Regions from separate parts of the Homo sapiens genome. Here region 2 is linked to region 1. Evidence: chromatin loops called from intact Hi-C (ENCODE). Cell type or tissue: A673. All regions are shown on one strand. Links, peaks and the distances in the headings refer to the core of each region. The heading gives the core; the rest is flanking DNA.

Region 1 (11,861 bases), core at 1,578-9,577:
TCAATGGGTTTTACCCATGATTACTGCCTAAACACATAGCTCAAAACTCAGTTGATCCTGATCCTGATCATCTCTCGTTAGATCTGTGAATGAAAAGGAGACCAATTTAGAATGGCTTTACAGTGAATAGATAAAGAATAGGATTCTAAGAAATACAAGCCTTGTGTCTCAAGATATGATAGTTAACATTGACTTAGAGAGGCTTTTTTTTAAGGACAAAAACAGTCACTATTATGCCAAAGAACAATGCATCAAACAAAATATAGTTCCAATCACAGAACAATCAAGCAACTGCAAACCTTAAGCTAGGTTTAAAGAGTTTTACAATTCTATTTTTACAAAAAGAAAGTTGAAAAACTGCAAACACTAGCCCCTCTTTTTCCTAATTATTTTTGTTCCATTTAACATAAAACAAGTAGGTGAAAAAATATTTTCAAGCTGCTATTAAAATTTGATGCGATGCATTTATTTGAGAATGTGGAAAAGGGACAATATGAATCCCCCAGATTACCTCCTATTATTACTAGCTCTCCTTTCACACTTTAACCTTTAAAATTACAGCTTTCTTTCTCTAGAACTAACACTGTTTCTTCCCTTTCTAACTCTTGCTTATTTTTCACATTATATCAGCCTAGACCTCCTCCTTTCAGGCCTTGCCTGAAACCTCAACTGTCCCCTGGATTGGCCTCCCACCTGCTCCCATACCACCTTGAATGCAGCCCTCTCTGGACACCTAGCTCAAATACACATCCCTCCACAAGACTGTCAGCTCCAGAGAACCAACAGAGACACATTTTGTCAACTGCATCCTTTTGTGAAACATCGGGACATTCAAGAGGATAGATTTACTTCCACACACACCATGCTCCCTCTCACCCCTGCACACTTACTGCTCGCTAGCTCTCTCACATGTATGCACCCTTGCAATTAGATGTTCACACAGACCATAGACTCAGACACTTTCATACTCCCTCATGGAGTATAAAGATGCTGTGACTATGCATAATCACCAAAACCTCTGTCAAAACTGAGGCCTGACTGAAGAGGCAGGATTTGAAGCCAACAACTCTGTCAGCTTCTTTCTATTCCTCCAACTTCCTCTAAAATGAATGGATAGCACTATACTCTCCCTGCGGGCTAGATTCCAGGGATATGAAAGATTTGGTACCAATCACTGTGGAGAATCATCAAATACTTGCCAAAAGTAAAGCCAGCCTAAAGACTGAGTCTTGAGTTTTCACTGAAAGCACATGACTAAGAATACACACTCCAGCAAATCCACAGCCCAAAAATAGCACTTGTACTTACCAACTGGTCTTCTCAGTTTACACTCTTACTAGCAGTATAAAATAAAATATTTCTAATCAAATATTAACATTACTAAAGACGGATGGCTTAGTTGGACACAATGCTTAACATAGCCGTAAAGATGCAAACAACCTAACGTTCAAGTTTTAATCTGCCTTTTCCAATGCTAAAGTCTCAAACTGTCTTTTCCAATACCAACTGTATCATAAATCAGCTAAAGCATAAACATTTCTTGAGGCTATGGTGAGCTATGATCACACCACTGCACTCCAGCCTGGGCAACAGAGTAAGACCTCAAAAAAAAAAAAAAAAGTTAAATTCCAGCAATGACATTTTACTGGCAATGTTTGTTTATGTAACTAATTAAGTGCTCTATTAACTTCTGCCATTAGAATTTCATTTTTAAAATTAGAAGATAGTAGGAAATTAGCCAATTGGAGATCACTGATTCCTCATGTGTTTAATTGTGAAAAAAGTAGAGAAGATGTAATAAATCTTAGATCTATTAAGTCTAAAAGGCAAAATGTTATGTTGTCTCTCTTACAATCAATTTTATAAATTAACTCTCATATTCAGTATTTAAAGGTGATTTAGAAAGCACATACAAAATCAAGGCTTACCTATATGGGTAAATTTAGTCTAAAAAGTCTTCTTATATTTTAAAACATAGAAATGAAAGTAGCTATTAAAAATTGATGCTCTGGAACTTGAATTTTTCAGCCTTCTTCAGCCAACACTTTTGTTTTCATAACAGTGTCGTTTATTTTATTTTTATTTTATTTATTTATTTATTTGAGACGGAGTCTCACTCTGTCACCAGGCTAGAGTGTAGTGGCGCAATCTTGGCTTACTGCAACGTACGCCTCCCAGGTTCAAGGGATTCTCCCACTTCAGTCTCCCGAGTAGCTGGGACTACAGGTGCATGTCACCACACCCAGCTAATTTTTGTATTTTTAGTAGAGATGGGGTTTCACCATGTTGGCCAGGATGGTTTCGATCTCTTGACCTAATGATCCACCTGCCTCGGCCTCCCAGAGTGCTGGGATTACAGGCGTGAGCCAACACACCCAGCCAACAGTGTCATTTAAATCCAAGAGAAAATATATCTGGAAGCAGAGTTCTAAAAATCCACTGGAATGTTCATTAAAAAAAAAAAAAAACTCTCATAACAATGAACTTTTCATACATCTTAGTGCTATGGTTTAAATATCCCTCCAAAACTCATGGTGAAATTTAACTGTCATTGTAATGGTATTAGGAGGTAGAGCCTTGAAGAGGTGATTACGTCATGAGGGCTCCATCCTCATGAATGAATTCATGCCATTCTCATGGGAGTGCAACAGTTACATTAGAATTGGGTTCCTAATGAAAGGATAAGTTTGGACACATTTATCTCTTGGTCTAATGTGCTCCCTTGACCTTCCAACATGTTAAGAGGCAGCACAAAGGTCCTTGTCAGATGCCAATACCATGCTCTTGGACTTTCCAGACTCCAGAACCAAAAGCGAAATATTTTCTTTATAAATTACCCAGGCTGTGGTATTCTGTTATAGCAATAAAAAAAAGTAGGCTAAGATACCTAATAAGAACACAGGTCTCAATAATGGGCAGTAAAACTAAACCAGCAAAAGAACTGACATGCTAAGAAACATCTAAAAATATACGAGTCATATGAGTGGCCTGAACTATGCTGCTCTTTAGGCCCTGATCTCATCAATGCCACACTTCCCTGATGCTTGGGTTCTGGTTCTTTGAATATATCTAGATACAGGAATTTGGGCAGAATGCAGTAATTAGTCCCAGCCATCAAATATACGGTATTCCTCATCAATATCTATTTCTCTCACCTCCACCCTAATCAGAGGCACAATTTGGATCACATGTAAGCATAAATAGATTACAAAGGCCCTTTTTTAAAATGGGGGAGTGTGACTGGGCATTGTGGCTCACATCTGTAATCCCAGCAATTTGAGGGGCCAAGTCAGGTGGATCAGCTGAGCTGTGGAGTTCAAGACCAACTTGGGCAACAGGGTGAAACCCCATCTTCATAAAAAAAATAATAATTAGCTGGGGAGGTCGTGGTGCAGCACCCATAGTCCAAGACACTCCAGAGGCTGAGGTGGCAGGATCGCTTGAGCCTGGGAGTCAGAGGTTTCAGTAAGCAGAGATGATGCCCCTGCATTACAGCCTGGGCAATAGAGCCAGACCCTGTCTCAAAAAATAAAAAAAAAAAAAAAATAAGGGGGGTATGCTTCAACTGACACCATTAAGAACATAGAATGATAACACTCAGAATGGGAGGAAATATTTGTAAATCATATATCTAATAAGGGACTTGTATTCAGAATATATAAAGAATTCTTGCAACTCAATAATGAAAAATACAACTAAATTTTTGTAAACAGGCAAATGATCTGAATAGACACTTCTCCAAAAACGTGAATAACTAATAAGTATATGAAAATACTTGCTACATTAGTCAGTAGAATCAAATCACAATAGAATCAAAATCACACTGAGATACCACTTTACAACCACTAGGATGGCTATAATAAAAAAGACAATAACAAGTGTTAGTGAGTATGTACAGAAATTGGAACCCTCATACATTATTGATGGGAAGGTAACATGCAGATGCCTGGAAAACAGTTTGGCAGTTTCTTAAAATGTTCAATATAAAGCTACCACATAATCCAGCAATTCCACTCCTAGATATATACCCGAGGAAAATAAAAGCATATGTTCATATGAAAACTGATACATCAATGTTCATAGCAGCATTATTCATAGAAGCAAAAGAAAGTGGAAATAACACAAATCCTACCATCGATGAATGGATAGGTATGCTATATCTCTACAACGGAATAGTATTTGGCAATTAATAAGAATGATGCACTGATAAAAGCTGCAGTATGGATTAACTTCAAAAACGTTAATCTACGAGAAAGAAGCCAGTTACAACAGACCACATGTTGTATGATTCTATTTATTCGAATGGTCTTGAATAGGCAAATCTATAGAGACAATAAAGAGATTACTGGTAGGAAGTGGGGAGGATGGGAAGTGACTGCCTAAGAGGTTTCTATTTGGGGTGATGAAAGTGTTCTAAAATTAGATTATGATGATAGTTACAAAACTCTGTAAATACACTAAAAAAAATCCAACTTTACACGTCAAATAGGTGAATTTTACAGTATATAGATTATATCTCAATAAAGCTGCTTAAAAAAGGGAACGAGGAGGATGCAGTAACACACGGTATTTCCCGGTGCCTTTGAAGACTGAATAGTAATGATCAGATCTTTTGTCACTTTGGAAAACTGTTTCTGTGTTTAAATCCAACACTAAACAAGACATGAAAATAAAATATCATTGAAGGAACTGGGGTCCTGGAGATAGCAGCAAAATAGTATGTGCATTTTAAGGAAAATACATGTATTAAAATAGGTCCACGGAATACAGGTGGTGTAAAGGCTTTGGCAAACAATGGATAAATATTTCTCAACGGAACTAAAGGGCTTAATGAAAGCTGTTGAAAAGCAACAGCAGCAGCAGCAGCAGCAGCTTTTCCAAGTGCCTATGGCTCTCAGTATCTCAAACTGATAGATTTTAGGATCTGCTACTCCTACAATTAACAAGCATCTCAAAGCATGATAAGTAACGGGCAGAGAGAGTGAGGTAATAAGACTCAAGGACCAGCTCCTTACACGTGGGATAGCTGTCTTGCACTCTATACTGCTGCTTTTTTTGGGAAAGCCTTCGTTTCCATTGGCTGGGTTCGGAGACCCAAGCACTGCAGCGCTAGCCTAGCAGCCCTGAATTACTCGGCGGTTCCCAGGCCTGCAGGGGAGCAAGGAGGGTGTTCCGGAACCATAGGGGTCACAGGTCGCAGGTCCCTGGCGCGCAGGAGCAGCAGAGAAATCTGTGGGGCGCCGAAACCAACCCCACTCACCCCAGGCGGGGGACTCTGCCCCGCAGTCCCGGTTTCGCGCTGAGCACGCCACGCAGCGAACCTCCCTAGGACTCAGGCCGCAGGGCCGCCAACGTCCCCCGGGGCCTCTGCGCCGCGGGTGGAGGGGTGCAGGCAGCCAGCCTGGCTCTCCCTTGACGCCTCTTGGCGCGGTCCTACCTTCCTCCGCCAACACTTCCAGGAGATCCGGGTCGCCCATCTTCGCCAGCTCGTTAATGGCACTGGTGCCTGAGAGGCAGCAGGAGAGGGGCAGCTGAGACAGACGTGGAGATCTGAGGCAGGTGCTGAATCTGACTGTGGGCCGCCGGAGTTGCTGCTGCTGGACTTCTAAGGGCCTGCTCTTCCTTCTGCAGGCCTCCTTCTCCTCCTCCTCGGACTCCACCGTCTCTGGGCGCCACAGCCAGCCGGCCTTCCTCTCCGGCGGGTACTTCCACTCGACCCGGTCCCCCACAACCTGCTTCGCGCGCTTGGCCCTGCGCTTCCCCACCCTCAGCCGGTAGCGCTCCTGGGCGCTCTCCCAGTACTTCTCCAGGCACCTGTCCCTGTGCCTGCTCGGCAGCTGATCCCGCAGCCGCCACTCCTCCCGGTGCTCGCCAGGATCCTTTCCACTCCTGCCCTCTGGCAGCTTTCCTTTCCCCTTCGCTGCGTCCCTGTTTCCACGCCTCTTTCCCCGCCTCCAGACCGCAAGACCGGCCGGCGCCCCACCCTCGGAGACCGCCATCTCCCCGCCCCCCGGCCCGGCTGGCTCCACGCTGGCCCCCTCCTCTCCGCTCAAGCCGTCCCCAGGTCCCTGCTCTGCCGCCTCCCGCACCTCCTCCGGACATGCAGCCTCCCGTCCCTCCTCGGGACCCGCCGCCCCCCGGCCCTGTTGGCCGGCCTGCTCCATTCTGTACAGGCTTCGCACGTCCTTTTCCACTGGGTCCACCCACGACCAGGAATCCTGGTTCCCCAGGGCTGCCGCTTCCCTCCTGTCGGAATCCTCCTCCTCCGATCCCCAAAGGGGGTCCCGATGCTCCCTCAGCCGGTTGGCCGGGTCTTCATCGATCCGCTCATGCGTGCCACTCGGAGAGAACCCCTCTCCCAGTTGGGAGTTACTTTTGGTCTCGTGGGGAAAAGTCCCTCTCCCTTAAAGGAACCCCTCCCTTTTAAGGCCGGCTCATGGCCCGAGACTCCAAGGTGCCAGCAGCCCCTTCCCCATAGCGTCTGGAGCGGGAGTATTGACTTTTCTCCTGGCCCTGCCTGCTTCCTGGGTTCCCAGCAGGATCTCTGCCCTCTACAGGTGGGGGAAGGTCATCCCTTGTGGCCTGAGTTCCAAGTCAGCCTCTGCCCCTTAAGAGTTGGATAGTGTGGGGCAAGTTTCTCTAAGTTTCAGTTTCCACATATTTAAAGGAGAATGATAATAGTACCCACCTCCTAGGCTGTTGAGAGAAGCACGGTGCACAGTCCTTGCCACAGAATGTGTTAAACATTTAGCTGCTATTAAGATTAACCCATATTATAGTCCAGCTGGGATGACGCCTGTCATCATCTCAGCTGGACGATATCGCTTGAAAGCTCAGGAGTTCAAGACTAGCCTGGGCAACATAGGGATACCCCTGTCTCTACAAAAAATTGGAAAATAGCCAGTCATGGTGGCAGGCACCTGTGGTCCCAGCTACTCGGGAGGCTGAGGTGGGAAGATCGCTTGAGCCCAGAAGATTGAGACTACATAGAGCCACAATCATCCCGCTGCACTCCAGCCTAAGTGATGGAGAGCAAGACCCTGTCTCAAAAGAAAGTAAAGAAAAGAAAAAAAGAAGAGGGAGGAAGGAAGAAGAGAAAAAAAAAAGAAAAGAAAATTAACTCATATTACATTGATCCCTACTCCATTTCAAAGGGTTACTTTGTTTCCCCCCTCCACTTCCTGCCCACCCCAACCAGAACTTTAACCTCAAGCAGAATGGGTCGTTCTACTCCTCACAGGCCCCTCTGCATTGGTTCTGTGTTTTTGAGACCCGATCAACTGCCAACTACACAATAATTGAGAGACTAGATTCACTGTCTAATGGCGGGGAAATAAGACTGATGATGAACTAACAGTGAGGTAGAGGTCTCAGCTGAGAGCCTTGAGTGATGAGGAGGGAGTGACTGTATTAGTCTGTTCTTATGCTGCTAATAAAGACATACTTGAGACTGGGTAATTTATAAATGAAAGAGGTTTAATGGACTCCCAGTTCCACATGGCTGGGGAGGCCTCACAATCATGGCAGAAGGCAAAGGAAAAGCAAAGGTGCGTCTTACATGGGGGGAGGGCAAGAGCTTGTGCAGGGGAACTCCGATTTATAAAACCATCAGATCTCCTGAAACTTATTCACTATCACTAGAATAGCATGGGGGAAACCACCCCCATTATTATCTCCACCTGGCCCTGCTCTTGACACGTGGGGATTATTACAATTCAGGGTGAGAATTATTACAATTCCCTGGGCATGCCACGCAGCGAACCATATCAGTGACTCTGAGTTTAGGATAAGGATGGGGTGATTTGAAAGTTAGGATGAGGTGACCAAAGAAGTCTTGACCTTTCTTCATTTTTCTGCTACTGCATTCCCCTCCCCACCCACCATTCTATTGATATTTCAGAACTGAGAATCACCTTTTGCAGATAAGGAAACAGGCCTAGAGAGAAGTGGTTTGGTAAAGGTTATGATTAACCACGGAACTGGAAATCAGTTTTGCCCCTATACCTTACTTTCCTGCCTATATGTCTACGAATACATGAGCTCTAGTCAAGTGATTTAAGACTATAGGTAGGCAATTCCCTACTTGATGTAATTTGGAATTGTGTTTGAAAGGTGACTATACATAAGCATAGATTTACACATTAAATTATAATGACTAATTGTGATAGAAGTGTTTGGTTATCATCTCTTGATTATTAATCCTTGTTTGGGCTTCTAAGAAAATTTCTACAATATGAATGTTTTCTAATATTTTTCCTGAAATCAGGTATTTTTCTAGATGCTGTGGACATTGTGAGTTAAGAGCTGGGGAGAATCTTTGCTTTATATAGATGAAGTTAAAATAAAGAAAATAAAATTATTTTTCTAGTATTTTATATAATTCCTTGTTTCATGTTTTTTTATTCTGTTCTGTATTTGAAATGATGTGTATGAGAAGACATTATATGTTGATGATTTTGCTCCATACTAAATGAAACATTTTCAGGCTGAATTTGCTTAGATTGTTATCAACATGCTTTAAACTTTGTTAGCAAGAGTTGAAAACCAGCTGTGTCCTTCTAATAAAGGTCTGGGTTGTGACCATAACTCTTTAGATCTTGAGAGAAATATTCTCTATATTCATATCATTGACATATTTTATATTGCTTATACATTTATACTTTTAGGATATGCCCATTTTCTCCTCCATCACTATACTCTGCCTCGTTAGATACAATCTTTAACCATACATTTCCAGAATTACGTTCTGAGTAATTTATATGTGTTCCTTTAATGTAATTGAACATTCAGTTAAGTATTGAATATAGCCCAAAAGTTGTCTTTTTTTAACCATCCAAATGATTTCAGCCTTTGTTTAAATTATTACAAGCATCTGGTAACACTTTTTCTTATTTGCCTTTTATATCTTATCCTGAGTAGTATGCCAAAGTTTTTAAACGATCATGTAAACATAGTTATAAAGATATAAATGGTGATATTTTGGAAACTAAACTATCAACTGGCACCTGACAGTATTTGTATGCCTGCTAATCAGTAAAAGTGTGAATTCCCTGTAGGAAAGGCATCTCAGGAATGTAAGTGTACAGTATGTGAAAAAAAGAGCCTAAGCTGTATGAAAGTTAAATGTACACTCTTGAGCAACCCCTGCATGTGAAGTTTTTATTATTCTAGCAGGCTGATTGAATCACTGAACTTAATCAGATTAAAGAGCATAAGTTTACAAGCTAGACTCCGAAGACTAGTAAAGGCCTCAGGAAGCCACCTAATGAATATATTTTCCTTCTAGTATTTAAAGCAAGGATGTGGTACCTCCCATCTGTGGCCTAGATTAGTTTGCTTTTTTTTATTTCTTCACATATCAAAACTTTGACTCCTGGAAGTTCCATCCTTTCGGACTTCTTATCATGCAATGGTTTTCTTAACACCTAAAAATTTCATTTATTCCATGTATTTTGAATATCTCTGCAGTTCACATAAAATGCCATACTCTAATACATGGAGCATTGTGCAGGAGTGAAAAGACACACATTAAATCCTTACCCCTTAATAAGGTGGGCAGCACAGTGATTATGGACAGATGACTTGGCTTCTTTGATCCCCAGCTCCCTTCTCTGGATGTGAAGTTTCTTAACTTGTTCCAGCCATTTCTCAGGTTGTTGTAAAAGTCAAATAAATCCTATGCATGAAAGGACTTTGGAAACAATTAAAATGTACCAAAACATGAAAAAGTTTTATTGGCTGGCAGAGGTAAATTTAAAGTAATAGATTTACCAGAAGGTAGGAATAGTAGTTGAGGGTGTTGTTTCCCCCACACTCCTACAAAATGCTGCTTCCACAGTTTCTCTGGAATTTGCAGTTACTTTCTGACTCTACATATTCACTACTCCCTGGTTTCAGAGGAGGGTCCAAATCTCTTTATTTTCCAAATTGATCACTTTGAATCCTGACATTTTTAGGCCCCAGACCTTAACAATAAGCCTCAGTCCTCTTTACTAGCTTGTTCATTTCTGCCTGCCATCTTTCATTCTTCTCGGAAAAAGCTCACTTTATGTGCTGATACCTGGAACCCTACTGGTCATCAGAAAATGGGGTTTAATACTTGGCAGTCACATGCATGCTTGATATTTCCCAATCTCAATGCCTAGGGTGGCATATCCCCTCTGTCTTGTAACCAGAAAACTGTCATTTGTCCTCAGACTACAGAGATCATGGAGAACTGTTCAGCAATAGATATGGAGCAAGGAAGCATTATTCTCTCCTACGCCTGCATGGAACAGCAACTGAGGTTACAAATAATACTCCCGTTTTCAATCTATCGATGGCTTTCTATCACAAACTATTTTGTGGACTTAGGGAAAAATCAAAACATAGTTCTTGTCTATAGAATTGCAAAAGTTCTATTTACATGATGTGGCCCTAACTAAGTCTCCATTATTATTTCCCACGTCTCTCTCCCTCCCCAACTACCCTCCAGCCATGGTGTCATACTGCTGTTCTTCAGACATAACAAGCACTTTCCCATCACAGGGCTTTTGCACTTGCTGTTCCCCTACTCCTCCTAAAGATCTTCATACAGATGTTTGATGGTTAACTGTCTTACATTATTCAGTTTTTCATGCAAATGTCACTTCCCTGGAAACAACTTTGCTGACCACCCTAAGGCAACAACCCAACATCAGTATCTGCTTACTCTGTGTTGTTTGTCTTCACAGCAGTAAAGACTTTCTGGATTTTTATATGTGTTTGTTTATGCATATGTGTTAGCATATAAACTCCATGAAGGCTGAGGTTTTGTCAGTTCTCTTTATTGTTGTATCTGTGGTACCTAGAATGGTGCCTGACACAGAAAGGTTCTATATAAATGTATGTTAAATGAAGGATTTGACCAAGGAGTATCATCAAATTTCCTATTGCCTGAGGTCAGCCAGTAGCTGACTTCTCTGTTGTCCCTTGCTTTCAAGCAGCTGGTTGAGTAATTGTATTATATACATTGGGTGGCCAAGTGCCATTCTGAGAACTAATTTTCTAGTTCTAAAGAAACTATAAAATTGATCGGAAGAAACTACCAGAGCCAACAGTAATTCAGGAATTCATCCCACCATCTGAGCACTAACGTTTTGACTTTCCTCTGAAGACAGGTGCTAGACCTTTGGCAAACAATGGCAGCAAATGACAGGAAGGGGTGAGATAAGACCTATTTTGACTTAGCACTGCTATATTCCTATGGTCACAAGTGTTTCATGGTATAATCACATCCTCTTGTTTAAGTGGCATATGCTTAGGATTGTTATTTTTCTTTAGCATACACATAAACAGGGGCCAAAATTGAATTCAACTGCTGTATATTGGCTACATCAAATATTGCAGTAAGAATCTGGACTTTGGGGTTTGAATGGACAAATCTATATTGCAATTTTCCTCTGATCTTTTACCAATAAACTCTTCCATCAAGGAGTCTACACACACTGGTTCTACATTTTCTTTACCATCCATCAAATCCTGTTTTGAACACTACCACGCCACTGAAGAAAACTGTTCTCTCCAAGATCATTCTTCACTGACCTGTATCAGTCATTAAATCCAATGCCTCTTTCCAAATTTTCCACAACAGCTTGCAAGACCTGTGACATTCTGAGTCTCCTCCCATAACTGACTCCCACTTTACAGGCAGTACAATGTAGAAGGAAATGCATGGACAATAAAGTCATACCATTCTGGATCAAGCAAATCTGTTCCAGTTTTGAATTCTCACTCAACCACCTATTGGCTACACAACTTTGAACTTAGTGGGTTCACAAACCTCTAAGCTTTACCTTCCTAACCTATATAATGGAAGTAATCATATCCACCAGATGTTGTTG
Region 2 (11,861 bases), core at 1,326-9,325, 51 kb before region 1:
GGAGCCTTGATTTTGTATTCAGACAGGCATATATTCTAATTTTGGCTCCACTGCTTTCTAGACATGTAATTTTGGTGAAGTTACTCAACTCTCTAAACTTCAGTTTCCATATCATTATCATGTTTTAACACAAGATGGTGCTTATGCCATACTGCAAGGACTGATACAAGGATTAAAAGGGATAACAGATATAAGTAGAAAGCCAATTAAACGGAATTTAACTTTAAAATTTAAATAAGATAATTTGGAAAGCCTCTGTATTATAAAGAGAATTTAAATGGTTTTTAAATAAACTACAGAATATTCTACAATGTAATTTCTAGGAATGAACTTAACAAATCAAAACCATATCCAAAATCTGCATGGACTTTTGCTTTATCTCTCTAAAACTGAAAACATTTCTCTGACCGCATTGTAGATATACATTTCCATCTTTCTCCAAGTTTGAATCTTGGATGTTTACAGGATTGTGACATATGCAGCAGGCCAAGGAATTAAACATGACTACTTTAGCAAAAATTCTATGAAATATGCAGCCTAGCTCTTGGTTTTCAAAGAATTGAAAAGTGACAGCGTTTATCGGCACAACATTTTAATTCTCACAACCAAGTGTTTTGTTTTTAACTTAGTACCCATTTAGGAATGAGAGAAAGTAGTTTTCTCCTCCTCAGAAAGTCAGGTTTTCTTGTTGTTGTTGTTTAACCTGATTAATCTTCCTCCTTATTCATATAGATCCCAGCTCACCAAATCTGTGAGTCTTTCCACAGTTTCCTAGGCAGAAAGATGTGATACCTTTTGTGTTCTAGTAGCATGCCATATGATTCTGTGAAAGTACTTAATATTAAATTGTAATTTCTATATATGCTTAACAAGAACACATATCTGAACATAAAGGTTATAAACATTTTTTCTCAATGAGATTTTAAAATGTATTTATCATATTCAATATTAACTTTATTGAACATCCCATTCTTCATATTTCAACACTCTTAATATTAATAGGCATCTTTCTGTTTATCCTGTCTTTTTTCATTCTTTTCAGTGATGATGAACATTGTTGCATTGTTAATTTCCCTAATTTGGTTTTCCAGATCACTATAAACTTGAAATTAAATTATAATGCCATCATATTCCCTTGCTAATCTGCCATTCACAACTTCCTTAGCTTACTCAGAGTGAATGAACTTTTTCTCCCAGTTTTTTTCTGAAAAATGTAGAAATTATTGTAATAGTACATGACATCAAAATCAGAAAAAGTACAAAAATATATTTTATGAAATTTACTGTTTACCATGTCTATTTTTAATGTTTTAAAAATGGCAGAATCAATGTTATTAGAAATATAATATCAACATTATTGCTATAGACTTAACTTAAAAATTCTTTAAGTATTCATAAGGAAACTGGATATTTCAACAATCTTAGTTTTAAAGTACTACTTTTTTCTCCTTTTCAATTGTCACAAGTCTTATTCCTTGAGCATAAAAAACAAAATCCCTCAAGAACTCTAAACCTGTCAAAAAAAGAAATTGCTGAGAATTTACTAAATGAAATCAGGTAAGTATTTATTACATGTGGAAATATACAAATTATCTTACTAAACTTTGGACTTGGGTATCTAACAGTAACAGATTAACAACGAAATAATCTTTCAGGATCTCAGAAAGCAGGAGATATTTCTTAGATTTGCAATATGGTAAAAATGCATACATTATTGAAATCACATTTAATATTTAATTTAAACTATCTTGTTAGTCATAACTAAGAAAATAAGAGAAATCTAATAACATGAGACACTCTACAAAAGCTCAAATATAGGGAGAGCCTTCTTTTGAGTATTATTTTTTAGAAAAATATGCCATATATTTAAATCTATGATCTTTTTTAACCTGTCCATTTTAATTATTAGACTTTCAACTGATCTGTGGCACTGCACCATTTAACACAGCATCTGATAGGTAGATGTGTGTTAGATACTGTGTGAGGGGACTGCTCTCATTTTGTATTTCCAAGATGTAATATTTAGTTGAAGACATAGTAAATAATCAAAAGAATGATGATAGAATTAAATTGAATACAATCTTGATAAATCAATCAATGCAAACATTTTTTTCTAAAATGACTTATTTTTACAATGAATCCATAAACATCTGAGAAACTTAGCTTCAGTATTATCCTCACATTGTAATAACATTATCTGTACCACACATATATTTAGTCTATGCTATTTAGTATGTAGCAGTATTTCAATTTTGTTTCTAAGCATTAACATACAACATATGGATATCAAAAACAAATTACCTGAAGTGTAAGCTGGAAGGAAAAAAAAATGAGCTGATAGAGCTGATGTGCCAGTGATCAGTCTTCAACTTTATATGCTCCATCAGCCCATTTTTCTCAATCTTAGCATTGCCATTTTCCCCAAAAATATTATCTAATGTGACAAAACTATCTGTGCTCAAAAGGCAGAAAAACCACTTCCAGATATCTGGACATTAAAGTGATGTTTGGTATAGAGGTAACATGAAATATGTGAAATCTAGGAACTCAGATTCCTATAAACTGTATCTCTTTCTAGACACCCTATCATTCTGTCTTCCTTATTTTTGTCCTCCATATCCAATAATCCATTAGGGCCAATGAATTCTGTCATAAAAATATTTTTTCTAATTCATAGTCTCCTCTCCTTCCTGTTGTCAATGCCTTGAAAAGACCTCCAAAATTTATTGCTGGACAATTTTAACAGCCTTTACTTCCCTGAGTTCAATCTTATATCCATCTAAATTATCTTTTGTTTCCAATAAAATGATGTTTCTAAAGAAAAATTGAGCAATATCCTTTTCTTCCTTCAAAGCTTCATCTTTTTACTTCAGCATTGTTCTTCAGGATTTTGTTCCTGGTGAACATTCAAATCTTCTTTGCCAACACTCCTACTTGAAGAACTAAACAAACACACAATGCTCTTGTGTGTTCTCTTTGCCTGAGATATTCTTACCTAACTTCTTTCCCTACTATACTGCTACTTATCTTTCAAGACATAGTTCAAAAGCACTGTGAAGCTTTCCTAGAGGTTGTCATGAAGATAGGTGCTTTTCCCTCTGTATTTTGTTTGGAGTATTACTGTGCTGTAACTAATACGCATTTGTGTGTGTTCCTGCAAACAAATTCATGTTAGGAAACCACCATCTGATTATCTTTGTAGGCACAGTACCTTGCTTGATATGTAGTGATGCTTAATAAAGTCTCATTAAAAGAAATGTGTCAATTGTAATTATGCATATATGAATAAATTCTTTTCTTTTTTGCTTTTTTTTTTTTTTTTTTTTTTTGAAACAGGGTCTCACTCTGTTGTGCTAGGTTGTAGGGTAGTGGTGCGATCTCGGCTCATCGCAACCTCTGTTTCCCAGGTTCAAGCAATTCTCCTGCCTCAGCCTCCAAAGTAGCTGAGATTACAGTTGTGTGCGCCACCACGCTGGGGTAATTTTTGTAGTAGTAGTATTATTATTTTTTAGGTAGAAACGGGGTTTCACCATGTTGACCAGAATCGTCTCAAACTCCTGACCTAAAGTGATCTGCCTGCCTTGGCCTTCCAAAGTGCTGAGATTACAGGCAAATTCTTTCTATTTTAAGAATATTTTAACTTTTATCAAGTCTACCCACAAAACCTTTACTAAAACCCATGAAATCAACAAGGAGAGGAAAAACACCCAAACCCAATACAGGCCTTCAGTATCATGACAGAGAAAGTCATGATCCTCAAATTACCTGCAACTAAGGAAATAAAAACAACACCTGCTGCTACAAACCTAAGACACAGGAGAGAGGTGAAGATGTTTAAGAAATTATAGGGGAAAAATGTAAAGTAGGGTGGAAAACATAAAGAAACACAGCTAAAATAACCCTAGAGAAAAGTTTAACTAAATGCCCTAATGCAGAATATATGTTTGGATTTGGTCATTTATAATCTATAAGAAAGGATCTGAAAAGAGTGAGACTGGAAGTGGCAGCCTGAGATAAGCAATATTTCTTGAGAAGAATCAGATACAAAGAGAAGACTGGTACTCTTTGGAGGAGTGTCAGTAAACAGAAAAAAGAAAATAGGAGAGTTAGAATCTCGTAGAAATGAAAGAAATAGGCTGCGCAGGGCAAGGGAAGATGGGTGCCCACAGCTGTGAGACTCACAGGAAGCTTCAGGTCCAGCACACACAGAAACAGATTCTCCCTCACTCCCATTCACCAGGTTGAGCATCCCTCATCTGAAAATTCGAAACACAAAATTCTCCAAAATCTGAAACTTTTTGAGTGCCGACATGATGCCACAAGTAGAAAATGCTACCCCTGACCTCATGTGATGAGCCACAGTCAAAACACAGGCACACAATGAGAAAATGACATTTTTAACACTGCAGAAAGGTGTCTACAGACAACACATTGAGAATGTGTGATGGACTAACAGAGAGGGGCACTCTAGTGCTAGAAACTCTGTTTATAAATTAAAAACAAATTGAAATAGGTAGGCCACGTCCATAAAAAAACATGCAAAACAAAAGCAAAATCAGAAAATGTGAAGTAAATAATTTAGTCTGATAATTCTCCCCAAATAACATGAAATTGAATAATACTGTAATAAAAACCTAAAAACAGAGTGAACTCTTCTCAAATAAATATTTGCTGATACAAGAAAACCCCAGAAATATAAAAACTAAAAAAAGGAATAGAGAAGAGTGGAAAGATATAAAACAAAAATTGATTGAACTCCAGAGATAAGTAGAGCAAATTATAAATCATATCAGATCACATCAGAAGTAATACTGAAATTAGCAAGTAACAAAGGAAACACAGACACAGTGCCAGCGATCAGAGGGGTCTCCCCCAGGATCCCGAAGCATACCAGCAAGGAGAGAGGGTCATCTCTCTTTTCACCCCACCACAGAGCACTGCTGTGAATAGGCAGAAATACTGAAGCGCTGCGAGGCTGAGCCTATCTGCTGGCTCTTACTCCTAAGTGCCATCTACTGGATAGTAAACCAAATTACAACACCAAAAACATTCTGCCAATATACAAAACTGTGAAACCCAAGGCAAGAATCCAGCTACAAATAAAGACCCTGTACAGAGCCTTGGCTCTCTGAAAGCACCCAGTAATGAAGCCAATTGACTATACTCAACTTATACTACAATTAATGGAACACCAGCCCTCTCAGGCAAGAAAGATTCAGTGCAAGAACTCTGGAAATTCAAAAAGTCAGTGTCCCCTTACCTTCAAATGAGCTCCTCAGCAATGCTTCTTAACTAGATGGTAACAACAGAAATGACAGACATACAATTCAGAATGGAAAGGACACTCATCGAGATTCAAGAGAAAGTTAAAACCCAATCCAGTAATCCAGGAATCCAGTAAAACAATCTAAGAGCTGAAAGATGAAATAGCCATTTTAGGAAAAAACAAAACTGAACTTCTGGAATGGAAGCAATCACTACAAGGATTTTATAATACAACAGGAAGCATTAACAGCAGAATAGACCGAGCTGAGGAAAGCATCTCAGAGCTCAAAAACCAGTTCTTCAAATCAACTGAGCCAGACAAAAGTTAAAAAAAAAAAAAAAAGAACAAAACCTCCAAGAAATTTAGGATTACATAAAGAGACCAAACTTATGACTTATTGGCATTCCTGAGACAGGAAAGTAAACAACCTGGAAAAAGTGCTTGAGGATATAGTCTATAAAAATGTCCCCAATCTCACCAGAAATTGATATACAAATTTAAGAAAGATGGAGAACCCTGATGAGACACTATATCCCCAAGGCACATAGTCATCAGATTCACCAAGTTCAACACGAACAAAAAAATTTAAAGGCAGCTAGAAAGAAGAGTCAGATTACATCCAAATGGAAGCTCATCAGGCTAGCAGCAGACCTGTCAGCAGAAATCTTACAAGCCAGAAGAGATTGGAAGCCTATTTGTAGCATCCTTAAAGAAAAGAAATTCTAACCAAGAATTTCATATCTCATCAAACTAAGCTTCATAAGTGAAGGAGAAATACAATTCTTCTCAGACAAGCAAATTCTGAGATAATTTTTTACCACTAGACACGGCTTACAAGAGGTCCTTAAGAGAGTACTAAACATGGAATGAAAGAACAACACCTGCTATCACAAAACACACTTAAACACATAGCCCAAAGACACTATAAAGAGACTATACAATCAAGTCTACAAAACAACAAGCTAACGACATGATGACAAGATCAAAATCTCACATATCAATACTAACACTGGATGCTGAGATGCAAAAATCTATACACAAGATCAATGAAACCAAGTATTGGTTCTTCAAAAGAATAAATAAGACAGACCACCCTAGCTATATTAACAAAGAAAAAAAGGAGATCCAAATAAGTCCAATGAGAAATGACAATGATGATATTATAACTAATCCTACAGAAATCAAAAATCCTCCAATACTATTATGAAAAGTTCTATGCACATAAATTAGAAAATCTAGGAAATGAATAAATTCCTGGAAACACAAAAGCTCCCAAGATTAAACCAGGAAGAAAGTAAAAACCCAAACAGACCATTATAAGTTTTGAAATTTAATCATTAATTTAAAAATCTACCAATCAAAAAATGCCCTAGACCAGATGAATTCACACCCAAATACTAGCAGATAGAAATACAAAGAAGAACTTGTAACAACCCTGCTGAAACTATTCCAAAAACTCAAAAAGGAAAGGCTTCTCCATAACTCGTTCTATGAAACCAGCACCAGGCTGATACCAAAATCTGATAGAGACACAACAACAAAAAGACAATGTCAGGCCAATATCCCTGATGAATACAGACACAAAAGTTGTCAACAAAATACTAGAAAACCAAATCCAGGAGCACATCAAAAAGTTAATACATCCGATCAAACTGGCATTATTCCTGAGATGCAAGGCTGATTCAACAAGTGCAAATAAGTAAATGTGATTCACCACATAAATAGGATTAAGAGGAAAAACTATTAACATATGATCATCTCAATAAATGCAGAAAAAGCTTTTGATAAAATTCAGCATCCCTTTCCATTCATGATTAAAAAACCCTCAATAGTCTTGGTATTGAATGAACATACCTCAAAATAATAAGAGCCATCTATGATAAACCCACAACCAACATCATACTGAATGGGCAAAAGCTGGAATCATTCCCCTTGAGAAATGAAATAAAACAAAGATGCCCACTCTTACCACTCCTATTCAACATAGTGCTTAAGTCCTAGCCAGAGGAATCAGGCAAGAGAAAAAAAATAAAAGGCATCCAAATAGGACAAGAAGAAGTAAAGCTATCTCTCTTTGTTGCCAAATGATTCTACACCTAGAAAACCCTAAAGACTCCACCAAAAGTCTCCTAGATTTCATAAATGACAGATGAGAGAGTTCAGTAAAGTTTCAGGACCCAAAAGCAATGGACAAAAGTGAGTAGCTTTCTATATGGCAATAATGTTCAAGCTGAGAGTCAAATCAAGAACACAATCCCATTTTCAATAGCCACAAAAAATGAAATATCTAGGAATACAGCTAATCCAGGAGGTGAAAGATCTCTACAAGGAAAACTACAAAACACTGATGAAAGAAATCAGAGATGACACAAATAAATGGAACAACATTCCTTGTTCATGGATTGGAAGAATCAGTATCATTAAAATGGCCATACTGCCCAAAGCAATTTACAAATTCAATGTTATTCCTATCACACTACCAATGACATTTTTCACAGAATTAGAAAAAGCTATTCTAACATTAACATAGAACCATAAAAATGGCCAAATAGCCAAAGCAATCCTAACCAAAAAGAACACAACAAAGAACACAACTGGAAGCATCACACTACCTGGCTTCAAACTATGCTATAAGGCTATGGTAAGCAAAACAGCATGGTACTGGTAAGACACATAGACCAATGGAACTAAACAGAGAAAGCAGAAATGAAGCTGCACACCTCCCACCATCTGGTCTTCAACAAAGCTGATGAAAACAAGCAATGGGGAACGGATTCCGTATTCAATAAATGGTGCTGGGATAACTGACTAGCAATATACAGAAGAATAAAACTTGGACCCTTATCTTTCACCATATAGAAAAATAACTAAAGATGGAATAAAGTTTTAAATGTAAGACCTCAAACTATAAAAATCCTAGAAGAAAACCTAAGAAGTATCTTTCTCTACATCGGCCTGGGTAAATAATTTTTGGCTAAGTCACCAAAAGCAATTGCAACATCAAAAAATAATTGACAAGTGGGACCTAATTAAACTAAAGAGCTTCTGCACAGCAAAAGAAAGTATCAATAGAGTAGACAATCTACAGTATAGGGGAAAACATTCACAAACTACACATCCAACAAAGGTCTAATATCCAGAATCTATGAGGAACTCAAACAAGTCAACAAGCAGTATCCAAATAACCCCAATAAATAATTGGCAAAGGACATGAAGAGACACTTCTCAAAATACATACAAGCAGCCAACAAACATATGAAAAAATGCTCATCATCACTAATCCAGAGAAATGCAAATCAAAACCGCAATCAGATAACATCTCATACCAGTCAGAATGGCTATGATTAAAAAGTCAAGAAATATCAGATGGTGGTGAGATTTGGGAGAAAAGAGAACATTTATACACCGTTGATGGGAATGAAAATTAATTCAGCTGCTGTGGAAAACAGTTTGGAGCTTCTGCAAAGAACTTAAAACAGAGCTGCCATTTGACCCAACAATCTCATTACTGGGCATATGCTCAAAGCAATATAAATTGTTCTACCAAAAAGATGCACGCACCTATATGTCCATTGCAGCACTATTCACAATAGCAAAGACATGGTATCAACCTGGGTGACCATTAATGGTGGAGCAGATAAATAAAACGTGGTATATATAAACCACTTGTAAGTGGGAACTAAATATTGAATACACATAGACATAAGGATGACTACGATATACACTAGAGGAGGTAGTGTGGGAGAGGGGTGTGGGTTAAAAAACTCCCTATTTGTTACTATGCTCACTACTTGGGTGGCAGGATCTGCACCCCAAACCTCAGCATCGTGCAATATACCCACACAAAAAACATGCATGTATACCACTGAATCTAAAATTAAAAAGTTGAAATTATATAAAAAAATTGGGACAGCCTAATGTTTTTCAATAGAAAAACAAATAAATGAATTATGAAAAATTTATAATAAGGCATTCTGTGTTCCACTAAATAGTATCAGATAGATCTTTGTGTATTCATAGAAGGACATCAGTAATATACTATTTAGTGAATAAAGAAAAATATTAGCATGAAAGAGAAGAGAAAGATGCCATTGCTCTCAGAAAAAAAAATGTTTCTGCTTTTTTATGCAGGAACACAAAAATAGGACTAAATCAATATTATCCAAATCAAGCCTAGTTATTTTTGTGGAGTTTGATGAAGGTAGAATTTCACTTAAAACTTTGTTCATCTCTTAATTATTTGAAATGTTTTTGATAAATATTCTGGTTTTATAACTTAAAGTATTAAATGATTATTATTCAAAACAGTTAAAATAGCCATTCAAGAAAGAGTTTGCATGATTTATCAAAAGCCCCAGTTTATAAACTGACTAAGTGACATTAATTTTCCAAAATGTGTCCTCTAGTTTGACTTAAACATACTGTTGAGATAACATTTCAGTTGATTTGGATGGATCCATTCAAATCAGTCTCATGAAACAGATACTGTGATGCTGTGTAAGCATAGCAATGCAAGTATAAATCATCAAGGAAAAAACACTGCCTATAGTAGCAAGAGATCTCTAATCTAATAGTTCATTGAATAAAATCATATGTCTCCTAATATCTTGTATGCTTGTAGTATTGCTATGCTTTAAAGTGATAACCTGCAACCATAGTCTTCTTGCTTAGCTAATGAAACTATCTAAAGGATTGAGGTCATAGAACAAATGTCTTCACAGCTCACTGAGAGCACACACACACAAACATCCATACACAACCTTTGTCTTATGTTCCAAATTTCTGGACTCCAAGAGAAACAAAAACTAATATGTATTAAACACTAAGTGTTAGCCCCTATGCTAAAAAGTAGTAATATTGCTATTCCCGTTTTACAGATAGTATAGATATTATAACTAATGTGCTAAAAAGTAGTAATATTGTTATATCTATTTTCATAATGGTTAAGTAACTTGACCAAATTTATATAGCTTTCAAGAGACAGAACTTGGATTGGAATTCAGCCTAGCTAAATGCTAAGGTCTAACCTCCTAACCACCATACTATCGCTGTTGTCTTTCATCAGTTTAGCAACAACATTCTCCTAAATGAATTGCTAATTTATAGTGTAGATATGAAATCAAGAAGTTGTGAAATGTAGTGGGAGAAAATAGTAGTAAAAAAAATATTATGCCATTGTGAATAAAAATCACATTATCAAGTTTTAATTGGTCTGATCCTGTGTATGAAACTTACTTAATCAAGTCTAAAGGCTGCTCCTTGTAGAAATAGGAAAATCGAGCCCAATTCTGGTGAAGTGTGTATCTTTCATTGGTAGGATTGGGAGGTTCTGATGGCTTCCAATATTGGCCCTGCAGATATTCAAGAGGAGGGTACATAAAAGACGAAGCAAAAGACAAAGACGAAGTAAATAAACACTGCTGTTCTAAGAATGTTAGTAAACAAGGGTATGTTTTCTTTTACTTTTAGATTTCATATTCAATTGATGTGAAATTATTTCATAAACTAATAATATTTATTTATTAAATTATCACACAAAGCTATCTCAAAATGCAAGTAAAAGTATAAGACTTTGGCTTTACTCAAGCTATTCTTTCACCTGGAATGCCCTTTCTTCTCTACTCAAATCCTAATATAATATTCACGGCCCAGAGAGCCATATCACTATACAGCTGGATAGGACTTTAGAAATGGGCTAACACTTTTTTTTATAGATGAAAAAATTAAACTTCAAGGAACATTAAGCAACTAATCCAAAGTCATACTGCTATTACTGGAAGAGACTCCTGTTCTGTCCTCACTGATAGCCATTTCCCAAAGAACTTAAAATATTACAACAAACTTTAGCATTTAAGGGGCTTGGTATTGCTTGATGCATAAGTTCTTTTCCCATTGTTAGATACTGACTAATATTATTAATATCTTTTCATGGCCTAGCAAAGTATTGTGTACACTGTGGCTGTTTAAGACATTCTGTTTTTACTGCAGACAAATGAACTGCTGAAGGCAGCACTGAATAAATATCCAGTTTAAAATTTAGCACGTTGGAGATATACCTAACGTTAAATGATGAGTTACTAGGTGCAGCACACCAACATGGCACATGTATACATATGTAACTAACCTGCACATTGTGCACATGTACCCTAAAACTTAAAGTATAATAAAAGAAAAAGAAAGTTAAAAAAATAAATAAAATAAAATTTAGCACGTGTGAAAATCTTTATATGATAAGGTGTTAAATTTTATATCACCCAGATTCCAACTTTTTTCTTCTTCTGTAGGTAATCCAACTGAATCTTAAGAAATTAAACAACCAAAAAAGCAGCCTATGTGGGTATTTTGAAAAATGATTCTGTAAAGCACATAAGGGAAAATCCAGTGCCTAACACTGCATTCAGAAGTAAAGAAAGATTAAAAAGTAAAATCACCAGTAAGTTATAGCTATCTCCAGTGATAGCTCAGTGACATCGAATTTCCAATGAGCCTATATGACTCTACTGAAAGGCTACATGCATAGTTTAAAATTGCTGATGACTGAAGACATTAGTTTGGCTTTATGATATGGCATTGTAAGAATAGAACTAATGCCCTA

Evidence for each region. Peaks named below come from ENCODE experiments on the same cell type or tissue, not always from the same donor. Only the 100,000 strongest peaks of a DNase experiment are listed, where the experiment ranks them.
Region 2: it touches region 1 in a loop (2.0-fold over the local background); 6 of 110 quality-filtered maps call a loop at or near these places.

Annotation. Positions count from the first base shown.
Region 1 is chr11:22,187,109-22,198,969 of GRCh38, reverse strand. ANO5 (anoctamin 5) reads right to left here and starts at 5,885. Exons shown (of 22, transcript NM_213599.3): 1 at 5,438-5,885. The coding sequence starts at 5,477. RefSeq lists enhancers at 5,068-5,257, 5,508-5,597, 6,248-6,317, 6,348-6,407, 6,638-6,727 and a silencer at 6,018-6,067. In A673, for the core only: no CTCF peak of the experiment used is centred there; DNase peaks (open chromatin) are centred at 5,079 and 5,949; H3K4me3 peaks cover 2,791 bases; H3K27ac peaks cover 1,441 bases.
Region 2 is chr11:22,238,325-22,250,185 of GRCh38, reverse strand. ANO5 (anoctamin 5) reads right to left here. Exons shown (of 22, transcript NM_213599.3): 9 at 10,502-10,617. Among named protein-coding and RNA genes, the nearest start is that of ANO5, 51 kb to the right of the region's middle. In A673, for the core only: a CTCF peak has its summit at 5,020 (motif pointing left); a DNase peak (open chromatin) is centred at 4,975.